2 separate regions of the Homo sapiens genome follow, and region 2 is linked to region 1. A link is a contact called in ENCODE Hi-C or POLR2A ChIA-PET data. All regions are on one chromosome and are shown on one strand. The core of a region is the stretch at or near the end of the contact, and the rest is flanking DNA. Distances in the headings are between cores, read along the strand shown.

Evidence for each region. A loop is a pair of places that touch in the nucleus more often than their neighbours do. ChIA-PET counts read pairs that join two places held with the same protein, here RNA polymerase II (POLR2A).
Region 2: a loop to region 1 is called in a map of Caco-2, with 4 times the contacts of the local background. The contact joins the promoter of LNCPOIR here to the enhancer-like site in region 1. A Hi-C loop is called at or near these places in 1 of 168 maps with a recorded cell type or tissue (Caco-2). POLR2A ChIA-PET finds 5 or more read pairs at or near these places in 1 of 52 experiments (Panc1).

Annotation. Positions count from the first base shown.
Region 1 is chr6:113,992,129-113,998,405 of GRCh38, reverse strand. HDAC2-AS2 (HDAC2 and HS3ST5 antisense RNA 2) reads right to left here. Exons shown (of 10, transcript NR_125845.1): 3 at 4,919-5,063; 4 at 2,346-2,806. Among named protein-coding and RNA genes, the nearest start is that of HDAC2, 24 kb to the right of the region's middle. RefSeq lists an enhancer at 899-2,098 and a silencer at 2,367-2,661. Within about 2 kb of position 2,590, at least 13 of the 41 ENCODE cell types and tissues checked have a DNase peak (open chromatin) inside an H3K27ac peak, as active enhancers do.
Region 2 is chr6:114,541,710-114,547,986 of GRCh38, reverse strand. It overlaps LNCPOIR (lncRNA periodontal mesenchymal stem cell osteogenesis related), which reads left to right and starts at 2,667. Exons shown (of 4, transcript NR_183487.1): 1 at 2,667-2,743; 2 at 4,066-4,194.

The DNA of each region.
Region 1 (6,277 bases), core at 1,341-3,840:
TAAAATTTCCAGGAAAAAGAAATGAAAGCCGCTGCCAGTGAAAAGAATTTCTACCACCAAGTCAAGTAGGCTGGGGTCTCCACTTACAGATGGTGATTACCATAGACTATGGATTAAATCATGTCTGCATATCCACACCAGAAGTCTCTACAACTCTATTTGATCTTCCCCCTCATGGTCTTCTCTTTTCTTTTCTTTTTTGAGATGGAGTCTCACTCTGTTGCCCAGGCTGGACTGCAGTGGCGCGATCTTGGCTCACTGCAACCTCCGCCTCCTGGGTTCAAGCAATTCTCCTGCCTCAGCCTCCCGAGTAGCTGGGACTACAGGCGCACACCGCCACACTTGGCTTATTTTTTTTTTTGTATTTTACTAGAGATGGGGTTTCACCATGTTGCCCAGGCTGGTCACAAACTCCTGACCTCATGATTTGCCTGCCTTACCTCCCAAAGTGCTGGGATTACAGGCCATGGTCTTTTCTTATACTATAGTCTTCCAATTTTGATTTTTGCTCTAAGTTGGCATAAGATTCACATTTCTAAGGATGTCAGGTTGTAAGTACAAAAATGAATTTCATTCTAATTTGTTTTTGTGTATGAAAGTTAATGTAGAATGAGGATGTATACATGATTAAAAGAGGCTGTGAAGAATATCTTATAGTGAAGAATTTGCTTCCTGTAGTTTTGTGGCCTCTGGTGTTGTAATAGAGGGTAATCCATTTATATATTTTCATTAAAATTTATTCAAGACCTTGTCATGTTTCTTTTCATAATGTGCCAATATTCTTGTCCTATCCACTATCAAAATGAACTTAAATCATTTATTTTTTAAAAGGTTGCATGCTATTGAGTTTACATGTTTTCTATTGGTATATTTGTCCTCTGCACCCTCTTTTCCCCTCTTGTCAACTGCTATTCCTATTCACATTTGGCTTTGCTTTACATTTTCCCCAATTCTAACTTCCCATTTGCTTTCTTTCCGCTCTCATTTCCTTGCTAACTCTCTGGAGAGAATGAAATTCTATTGTTGTTATTGTTATTTTCTTTTTTCTTCTAAAGATTGGAGAGTAGAGCTGAAATATTTGCGAAATGAGCAGTTCCATAAATATCAAGAAGTGAGTAATAAGTGGAAACTGTTCTTGGAATGCTAACTCCTAGGATGTGGTCTATTTTTAGTAGACCACATAATAAATGGGTGGAGACCAACAATCCAAGTGCCTTGAATATTGAGGGTGAGCTGAAATCAAATCAGGTTTCTTTATGGTAATTGATTATAAAGTAATTTCGTCCACAATGACAACGAATTGATAAGTCAATTTGAGAAATATGTTATTAACTCATTTTTATAATTAAGAAGCTCTTAACAGATTTCTGTAAATGCTACAAAAATAAAACTCCAAAAACGAACATAGTTAATTTTGTTGATAAGATATAGCTCTCATTTAAAAAAATTTTTTTTTTTTTTTGAGACGGAGTCCAGCTCTGTTGCCCAGGCTGGAGTACAGTGGTGTGCTCTTGGCTCACTGCAGCCTCCATCTCCTGGGTTCAAGGGAATCTCCTGCCTCAGTCTCCCAAGTAGCTGGGATTACAGGCGCCCGCCACCACACCTGGCTAATTTTTTTGTATTTTTAGTAGACACGGGGTTTCACCATGTTGGCCAGGCTAGTCTCGAACTCCTGACCTCAAGTGATCTGCCCGTCTTGGCCTCCCAAAGTGCTGGGATTACAGGAGTGAGCCACTGCACCCGCCCTCATTTTTAAATTTTTTTTTAAAAAAGGTAAAATTGGCCTCTTAGCTAAGTGATTATTTCTCTTGCAGTGTGAAAGGACAAGAAAGCTCTTCTGGCACAGGACTTAGCTGCTGCTGACCTCCTTTATGTTATCAGTGGACAAAAAGGCTGGTTAAAACCTGCTTTGATGCCAGGCGTGGTGACTTACACCTATAATCCCAGCACTTGGGAGGCTGAGGCAGGCAGATCACTTGAGGTCAGGAGTTTGAGGCCAGCTTGGCCAACATGGTGAAACCCCATCTCTACTAAACATACAAAAATTAGCCAGGCATGGTGGTGGGTGCCTGTAATCCCAGCTACTCAGGAGGCTGAGAGAGGAGAATTGCTTGAACCTGGGAGGCGGAAGTTGCAGTGAGCCAAGATGGCTCCACTGCACTCCATCCTGGGTGACACAGCAAGACTCCATCTCAAAAAAACAAAAAACAAAAAAACAAAAAAAATACCACCAAAAAAACAAAACCAAAACCAAAAACCAAAAACAAACAAAAAAACCTGATTTCATATAGTTTCCTGGTGATTTTTTGTTTTGTTTACCGCTGAGATTTAAAATGGTTGCTTACCTTAAGAGAAAGAGAGTATGCTTGTAAAATTTAAGTGCAGGACCAAAGCATGGAGCAGGACCAAGGGAGCAGAGGGTGAGCACGCAGGAGACCACAGCTACTCTCTGCCGTGTTATAGGAGAGGGTAGAGCCAGCTGGCAGACAGCAGGCTGGAAGCCAGCAGTTAGAAGCAGCAGCTGTGGGTGACCTCAGCTGGGAGAAATGAGAAGGATCCCTTGAGTGGAGAGATGTGACGACAATGCTCATAAAACCATTGTTGCTTTTACTGAAAGAGCAGAGGTCAGATGTCTTCAGACATTAGAGGACAGACAAGTCAGGTGAGCTGCTTAAAAATTCAAATTCCTTGTCCTACTTGAGTCTTGGGGCTCGAAAATCTTTATGTTAAACCATCAACACAGATGACTCTGATCCAGCTCTTCCAGGAACCACACTTTAAAAATCCCTGGACTAAGATGCAGCATCTGTGAAAATAAAACACAAAGATTTATGACAATTTTGCAGGTGATAGGGCTACATATTTCTACTTAGGGATATGCCTTTGTTTAACCCTTTTTAAAAGTCTCACCTACTCATGATATTAAATTACTTCAGGGTTATTTAATTAAGTAAGACACTTCCATTTTCCGATATTCTGACTTCTTGTCAGACAGTGTGTCCCCATTTGGAGTGTTCTAAATATAATCCTCATTTTAGAAGAAATTATGCTCTTTGCTGTTACAGCAGTTGTTTATATTTGTTGCTATTTCATTCTTTAAAAATAAAACCATATGGAGATACATGCACAATTCCTGCTTCTCTCAGTTACCTACCCAGAAATAAAATAATTCTAGCTATAATTGAGTCTAAGCTATGCCAAGCCTGTCTGGTATCCACTGTTTGAAATGTCTGCACAGAGCCTTGAAGGAATTCATTGTTCTTCAAAGTGCCAGCTGTACATACTGCCATTTCCTGCATGGCTTCTGCCACTCAGGAATGCTGCACCCTGGTGGTTCTTTAGTGGTGTCTTTTTTCTCCATTGCTTCATTGTGGGACCCACAGTGTCTGTCTGAAGATACTGCACCACAGCTCAAGAGCACCATCTTGGGATGCACATTTTTGCAACAGATAGAGGATTTGAGTGGCATAGAATTCCATAACTGCTAGAGGCAAGTGCAGTAAACCTAGAACAAAAAAATTAAAAGAAAGAAAGAAAAGGGGCAATGGGGCAGTTACTTTAACCATGTGCATTAGCTTGGCAATACCTCTTAGATTTTTTCTTGGTAGGAGATGCAGACTTTATCCAAGAAAGACAGTGCTACTGCCTTCCACAAAATTTATATTTTGCTATTTTTGTCTGCAGGTCAAGGTCACAGTCAGCTTTGAAAGAATCAGCTATAAATCTAATAAGGGCAAAGAAACTTAGAGGGCTTTATGGAAAAGTAAGTTCTTTTCAGATAGCCTGCAAAAATGTGCTGGCCTTAAATCACCCCATTGTAATATTTGAGATATGCAAGAAAATCATTGAACTTTGGGACCATTTTCAGAAAAACAAAAATATAAAAGTACTTTTATTTTCAAATCTCTAAAGTGAATCATCAGTAAATTATCACATAATCTAAAGGTTTGACAAACTGGGTCATTGCACCTTGGATATATGTGTTAGAAATTCTGTGATGGAGTCTCATTTGGCCTTTGGTGTTTCCAGGCTAGGGTTTTCAGCACTGATGTCTTATGCTGGATCTCCCTCAGCTGCCCACACACCCCATGGAAATGGGACAGATGATGCAGTTGGTGGATGGGGGAAAGAAAAGTGAGACTAATAAGAGGGACCAGACTGGGAAAGAATTCATGTTTTTCCTCATGGTAATTAGAGAGCTTGATGTATACGCAAATTCATATACATTTCTTTAGGTTGCCATAGACACTGATGCCAATATTCCCTTTCATCCTCAAATTCTCTCCCTGAGCATAGGCAGGCTCTATAACAATGTCAATGCCAATCTGTGTGTGGAACACCAACTAGGAAAAAAAGTTGGATGGCATTAATTTCACATGTGAAGTGGTCTGAACAATGCAACTAGGAGTTAAGAAAATGCCAATAACAGCCAGGCGCAGTGGCTCACACCCAGTAGTTTGGGAGGCCAAGATGGATGGATTGCCTGACGTCAGCAGTTAGAGACCAGCCTGGCCAACATGGTGAAACCCCATCTCTACTACAAATACAAAAATTAGCCAGCTGTGGCACACACCTGTAATCCCAGCTACTTGGGAGGCTGAGGCAAGAGAATCGCTTGAGCCTGGGAGGCTGAAGTTGCAGTGAGCCAAGATCGTGCCACTGCACTCCAGCATGGGCGACAGAGCAAGACACCATCTCAAAAAAAAAAAAGAAAATGCCAGTACCATCTCTCAGCCTCCATGGTGTCTAGGCTGTTGTGGAAGAATGAGCAGCCTCTCTTCCAGAAGCTTGAGGGGAACTGAACTCCTGGGGGACAGGCAGGAGATTAAATTTAAGGCAAGAAGTTTGAGGATGTAAGGAAATTAATTAGATATCAGTTAGGGTAATGCTAGACAAATGCTAACGAATAAGCCCTCACATTTCAGTGGTTGTCGTCACCCCCAGGTTAAGAGTCCATTGCAGGTGTTCTTCGTTGGCTGCAGCTTTTCTCCATGGAATAGTTCAGACATCCAAGCTCCTTCCATCTTGTGGCTCTGTCTTCCCCTAAAGCTACAGACTCCTTCCTATTCAGATAGGGGAAGAGAGTAGAGAAAACAATCATGCTTTTAAAAAACCCCATCTGGGAGGTGACATAAATCTCTTTCTCATTTCATTGATGAAAACTAGTCACATGGCATAATCTGGATGCAGGAAGGGCTGGAAGATGCGGTTCCTGGCTGGGCAGCCAAATTCAACTGACATCTCTACACTGTGAAAGGGGATGCTGAATTTTAGGGGACAGCTAGCCATCTCTGCCATGTAAAGTTTTGATAAGGCATAATGGACAAGACTAAGAAGGAAACCAGCAGAAGAAACGGAACATTACGGGAACTGGACAAGACAGTTAACTAAAAGGAATTGCATTTGTCTGGTATCCTGGCGTAACAAAGATGAGATGGATGACTGAATTAATTATCTTTGAAATTTGGGGGTAAGGTAGTCTAAGAATTCAGGCATGATGAGATTAGGAGGCTTTGCTCAGTGCTCAAATCGGATATAATCAAGAACCAGGCCAAGCATGGTGACTCACGCCTGTAATCCCAGCACTTTGGGAGCCTGAGGTGGGTGGATCACCTGAGGGCAGGAGTTCGAGACCAGCCTGGCCAACATGGCAAAACCCCATCCCTACTAAAAACACAAAAATTAGCTGGGCGTGGCGGTGTGTACCTGTAGTCCTAGCTACTCAGGAGGCTGAGGTACGAGAATCCCTTGAATCCAGGAGGCGGAGGTTGCAGTGAGCCTAGATCACGCCACTGCACTCCAGCCTGGGTGACAGAGCAAGACACTGTCTCAAAAACAAAACAAAACAAACAAACAAACAAACAAAAGCAAGAACCAGTTCTGGGGTCTCCAACCAAAAAAAATTCTTTCCAAGTTATTGGAGGACAAGGTGAGATGTTTTCTAGTTGTTCATGTCCCAGAGAAATTTGCTGTTTCTCTAGCTGGAACACCTGGGCTTTTGCTGGTAGAACCACAGATAACTCTAGAGGAGAGGTGTCCACTATGTCTGCAATGAGGGAAATGTCCTATATCTTTACTGCTCAATACAGTAGCCACTGGCAACATGTGGCTATTGAGCACTCGAGATGAGGCTAATGTGTCTAAGGAAATTTTAAGAAATTTACATTTACAATTAAATAAGTACAGGTGGCCAGTGCCTACCATTTTAGACAGCTCACCTCTAGAGGGATGTAATGGGCACCTCTTGCGTCATCTGCCCAGGCCCCCCTTTCTCTGC
Region 2 (6,277 bases), core at 1,418-3,917, 550 kb before region 1:
GTTTGGGGTGTGAGAGAATTATTGCAAAGGGGAATAAAGGTCGTTCCAGATGCAATCCAAGAAAACTGCTGTCTATTGGTGTCTATCTATAAATGCCTTCTCAACATTTAATTAAATAGCAAATGTTATTTTCAGTGTCAAATTCTGCAGATTATGAGAATATTTTTACAGCAGTGCACTTTTCTAACATGTATATAAACAATTCAGCATTTGATCTATTTGATGCCAAGCAACTTTGACCTTCACAATGCTGACATCTTGTTTTGTTAAGGCATAGGCACAGTTTATACCATAAAAGAGATTTAATTGCAGGTCTTATTAATTCACAATTTCTGCTGTGTTTGAAGATTTTTACATTTCCTTTGAATTGAAATTTAAAAGGGAGAAGTGTGCACATAGCATGTTATTGCAAAAGTGGCCCATTCCCTTCTCTGAGCTATAACACTTAAAGAAGAGAGTATTTGAAAAACATCAGAGTGCTTAAAGAATATTATTTCTGAAATTTTAATTATACTGGATAATAATGGAAAATTAAAATCACTTTCAATGTGATTTTATTATTCATTTTGCTATTGTAGGAGACAATTGTAGTTTGGTTTACCAGAACAGAAAAATAAAAATCCACATCTGTAACTGGAAAAGAGCTCCTTTGAATTCTTCCTTCTTTTTAATAACCATTATTAACAATATTTTAGCAAGACACTCCTTGTCACAGGTGCTCTTAAAATCCTGAATTCTATGGGAAAACAAAATATAATTCCTATTATTTTAAGGTAGACAATTTTAGCATTGTTAGATAAGGCATGAGAATACACATGACTCCTTAACATCTGACACTCTAAACTATCAATGAAAAACAATAACTTATTTTGAAGTAAGATAACATTATATCACTGTATATTAGTTTTGGGTGAGAAGAAATAGTTTATTAATTATTTATTCTGAATGTATCAAGAAAAGCAATTTTAAAACATGCTGTAAATAGGGTTCACATAATTCTTAATTTATTCTTCATACTCTGAGATGAAATAAATGTTATGAGTTCATTGTATATTTACCAGTGAGTAGATTTACTAGCATAGTTACTGAATTGTATAATGCACAGTTTAAGTTTATATTTCTTCTTATATGATTTTATTTATTTATTTATTTATTTATTTATTTTAGAGAGAGGATCTCTGTCTGTCACCCAGGCTGGAATGCAGTTATACAATCATAGCTCACTGCAGTCTCAAACTCCAAGCTCAAGCTATGCTCTTTCCTCAGCCTTCTGAGTAGCTAGGATTACAGGCATAGCCCATTATTCCTGGCTAATTTCGAATTCTTGTAGAGACAGGATCTCGCTATGTTGCCCAAGTTATGCTCAAACTCCTGTCTCAAATGATCCTCCTCCCTCAGCCTCCAAAACCTGGGATAACAGGTATGAGCCATGGCACCCAGCCTTAGTATATAATTTCTTATTAACAACTTAATCTAATTTAAAAATATCTATTTTCCAATCTTAGGTGTTAGAAATTATAGTATCCCATCCTTTACTTAATGGCTATTTCTGCATATATATATATATATTTAGTTAGGATATACTTATTATTCAGCCAACTGGCTTGACAAAACAGTGGTAGAATTGTTGGGTTGACACCTCTAAAATGCTGCCAGAGGAACTGTTTGCATGACTCTAGATAAAAGCAGAAAAAAAAAAACAAAATATAAGTTTTTGTTCAGTTATCCCACTAGTATTCATCAGAAATGTGCCCTAATATAGTAACATTTGGATACCTAAAAATGGAGAATGTGGCAATCCCTGAGTAGAACATATTATGAGCAGTCATCACACACCTTTATGCTCACTGTAATCAATGTAGGCCTTTATGTGCAATAGCCAATAGACCTCATCTTTCCCACAAACTTTGGGATGTCCTCCATCAGTCAGCAGCATCATCATTAACCCAACTTTCTAAACCAAAGAGATAGGAAGAAGCACTCTTGATGCCTCATTCTCCCTCACCTCTCATATATAAATATCACAAAGTTGTGTCCATTTTACCACCTAATTATTTTCAAAATCTCCTCATTCTTCTCATCAAGAGTCTGTTACTCTTGCTCAGACCACAGGGTTTACAGCACACTCCCTTAACTGGGCTCATTGCCTCCACCTTTATTCTTCTCTAAGATGTTCTCCACACTGCAGCCAGAAACATCTTTCTGACATGGAACTCTGATCAAGTTACTCCACCACTTATGCATCCTAGTGATTCCCCAATACCCACAAGATAAAGTTCCCAAGGCACTATGACCCCTGATTCCTTCTCTATCTTCAGCAATTCCATTGACCTCTTTCATTCTCTAATTCCTGTCATACTGAACCATCCACATTTCTCCCTATACCCGTGGTCTATCTCAACGCTGAACACTTCGATCATACTGTACTCTCTGCCTGAAATGTCCTCCTGCTCTCTCACACCACATTTGCCTAGGCAACTACAGCTCATCTTTCAGAATCCAGCTTAGAATTCCACTAACTTGACCTTCTCAGAAACTTCCCAAGACTTGGTTAAGTACTCCCTTCTTTGACCCTCCATTGCATCCCCATGGTTACCTCTGCCATAGAACTTATGACATTATGTCATTGTTACCTGTTTACTTGTGTCTCTGTATCCTGCTGGACTATATGCCCTTTAAAGCAAGTAGAGCACATTACTCATCACTCAATCTCCAGGACCAAGTTAATGTTCTGTATATAGTAGTAAGTCAACAAATATAGACAAATAGATTAAAGATTAATTTGTAGCCCAAGGTGACATTCTAGAGAAAACACTTTAAAATAAGTTTGAAAAAAAGAAATGAATGTAAGAAAAATACAACTCCTTGTTCAGTATTAAGGCATATGCTACTAAATATTTGTATGTTTATGCCTTGCCTTACCTTCTTTCAAAAATAGTTTGAAGTGGTTTACAATAAACATGTATTTACATACTTTATCTCAGACTGATATTTTTTAGGCATGATTTTTTTTCATATGGCTTCCCTGTGTTGTTATGCATGACTAGGTAAAGCTAATATTAGGATGCAAGAATTACCTGGTTTGTCTATTCCTTCTTTCAGTTACCATAATCCAGTGAATTTGAAATTTTAAAGAAAGACAGCATTCCCAATGGCCCTAGTACTTAGATTATTTTTACAAAGTGTTCTAGTAAATCTTACCTAAGCACAATATAGTAATATTTCACATCAACTTTCAAATTACTAAATATTAAATTTTACTAATCTTTTAAACCTTTTTGCTGTTCCCATTTCCTTTACCCTGGTTCTACTGTCATAAATAATCTACTTCAAATCCTAACAAAATGCATCCAATAATGTGACATTTGTATCTGAAATAAGCAATTTCACATCCTTATTTTGTCTGAGATTTTGTTAATTATTAATGATATTTTGGATGTGACCATATAATTTTAAAACTTATGAAACTGCATCTTTATTACTTTCATTTGAACTAAGATGTGTGTTAAGTATCAAAGTGTATGATTTTCAAGAATGGCGCTATAATATGTTTGTTTTCCCCAATAACTAATTCATCACTAAACCCCATTTTAATGTTCACAGCTGACCCAGCATACCTGGAGACATTTGTTTCTCATAGAACTTGTTTAGATAGATTAGTGTGGTTGGCTGGAATCTGGGAGAGCCACTTCAACACAAATTGTATTTATGGTGACCACTGAACAACACAGATGAGCCGAAGGTTACAGACTTTTAGATAGAATTCTCTGCAGTGTGTTGCAATGTGTCACATGACCATGCATCTTCTACACGTTAAGACATCAGTGCTCTGGCTTTGATGCTAGTTTTTTCTTCTTCCCCCTGTCTTTGGCTGTAAGGGGCAAACAAAATCAACTATACCATTAATAACTACAGCAGATTTCAGTAGAGGTCAGGGAAACTCTTTCCTGTCACTGTTTTTCAATATTTGTACTATTTACACTTTAGGCTAGTTAATTGTTTGTGTTGGGGGCTGACTTTTGCATTATAGAATGTTTAGCAGCATTCCTGTTCTCTACCCACTAGATGTCGACAGCAACATCTCCCCCAGGTGTAACAACTAAACGTGTCTCCAGACATTGGCAAATATCCTTGGGCCATGGAGAAAACATCACCTTCAATTGAAAACCACTGGGCCACTCTAATGCCTTCAAGGTAAGGAGTCCTAGTCAAGCTTATGTTTCATAACTGGCATGTCTTCTGGCTCAAATGTAGTTTTCTAAATATTTAATGTTTATGTTTATATAATTCTAATGCTCAAACCATGCTATGTTCTGTTTGCTTGCATTTTTGATCCTAACATAAAATCTATCCAAGAGAGTGTTTCTCTTGTTATTTCCAGCTAAAGCCAATCTCTGTACCACTCCTATTCCCTTTCACTCATTCAGGAACATTGTTTCAATGATTTGTTCCCTCTCTCTCTCTCTCTTTTTTTTTTTTTTAAGACATAGTTGTTGCCCAGGCTGGAGTGCAGTGGCACAATCTTGGCTCACTGCAACCTCTGCCTCCCAGGTTCAAGCGATTCTCCTGCCTCAGCCTCCCGAGTATCTGGGACTACAGGTGCCCACCACTACGCCCAGCTAATTTTTGTATTTTTAGTAGAGATGAGTTTCACTATGTTGGTCAGGCTGGTCTCCAACTCGTGACCTCAAGCAATCCACCCGCCTTGGCCGCCAAAAGTGCTGGGATTACAGGCGTGAGCCACCGCGCCCAGCCCTCTCTCTCTTACATGGAAATTTTTCCCCTCTCTATTGAATCATTACCAGAATATAATATGCTGATCTCACATATATGTGAAATTTTAAAAAGTTACATTCACAGAGGCAGAGAGTACAATGGTGGTTACCAGGGGCTGGAGAAGGGGGATGGACAGATGTTGGTCAAAGGATCCAAAATTTTGGTTAGATACAAGAAATACATTCAAGAGTTCTATTATACAACACGGTGACTATAGTTAATAACAATGCATTATATTTTTGAAAATTGCTGAGAGAGTAGATTTTAATTGTTCTCACCACCAAAAAAAAGTAAGATAATGCACATGTTAATTATCTGGATTTAGCATTCCACAATGTATAAATATTTCTGAATATCAGGTTGAACAAAATAAATATATGCAATTTTCATTTGTCAATTTAAATAAATGTTTTTAAAAAAGAATATATCATGCTGTTATTCATGTCATCTTCAAAAATAAATTAAAAATATATGATTTTAAAACTATCTATTGCCCCTACATCTCCCAGATACTGGGCCATATCTTCCTCGCATTTGAGAAAACCCTTCAAAAGTTCTGAAGATTCACTCTTACTAATTCTTTCTTCTCATATGCTATCGAATCTACTCCAATTAGGCACATACAGTGTCCAAAACAGTACAAACCACAGGAAATAAATTACAGTGCTATGGTTGTGCAGGACCCTCTTTCACATTCCTCAAACTGTCAGGACCTCTATTTTCTTCACCAACAAGAACTCTGGCCCAGGTAGCAAAGTGACTAGACCATAGACTGTACTAACATCTCCATGTGTTGCTTTCATCTCCAGGTCCTCTATAAGTTTCTCACTTCTGGGCAGGAAGTGTTTTAATATCTTCCCTTCTATGTAAAAAAATGCTCCATGTCATAACCTGCATCCTCCCACTAAGTGGTTCCACAAAGCACTGCCAATATAAGTCAAATCTAAAGCCATTTTTCTCTCAGTGAGAGGTGACAGCACGCTGACAGCCCTCGCAGCCCTCACTCACTCTCAATGCCTCCTTGGCCTCGGCGCCCATTCTGGCCGCACTTGAGGAGCCCTTCAGCCCACCACTGCACCGTGTGAGCCCTTCTCTGGGCTGGCCGAGGCCCGAGCTGGCTCCGTCCGCTTGCAGGGAGGTGTGGAGGGAGAGGCACAGGCAGGAACTGGGGCTGCCTGCGGCGCTTGCGGGCCTGCACGAGTTCCAGGTGGGTGTGGGCTCCGCAGGCCCCTCACTTGGAGCAGCCAGCCGGCCCGCCGGCCCCACCTGCCAAAGGGAATGAGGGGCTTAGCACCCGGGCCAGCAGCTGCGGAGGGTGAGCCGGGTCCCCCAGTAGTGCTGGCCCACTGGGGCTGAGGAGTGCAGGTGAAAGGTGCGGGACTGGCAGGCAGCTCCACCTGCGGCCCTGGTGCAGGATCCACTGGGTGAAGCCAGCTGGGCTCCTGAGTCTAGTGGGGACTTGGAGAACCTTTATGTCTAGCTAAGGGATTGTGAATGCACC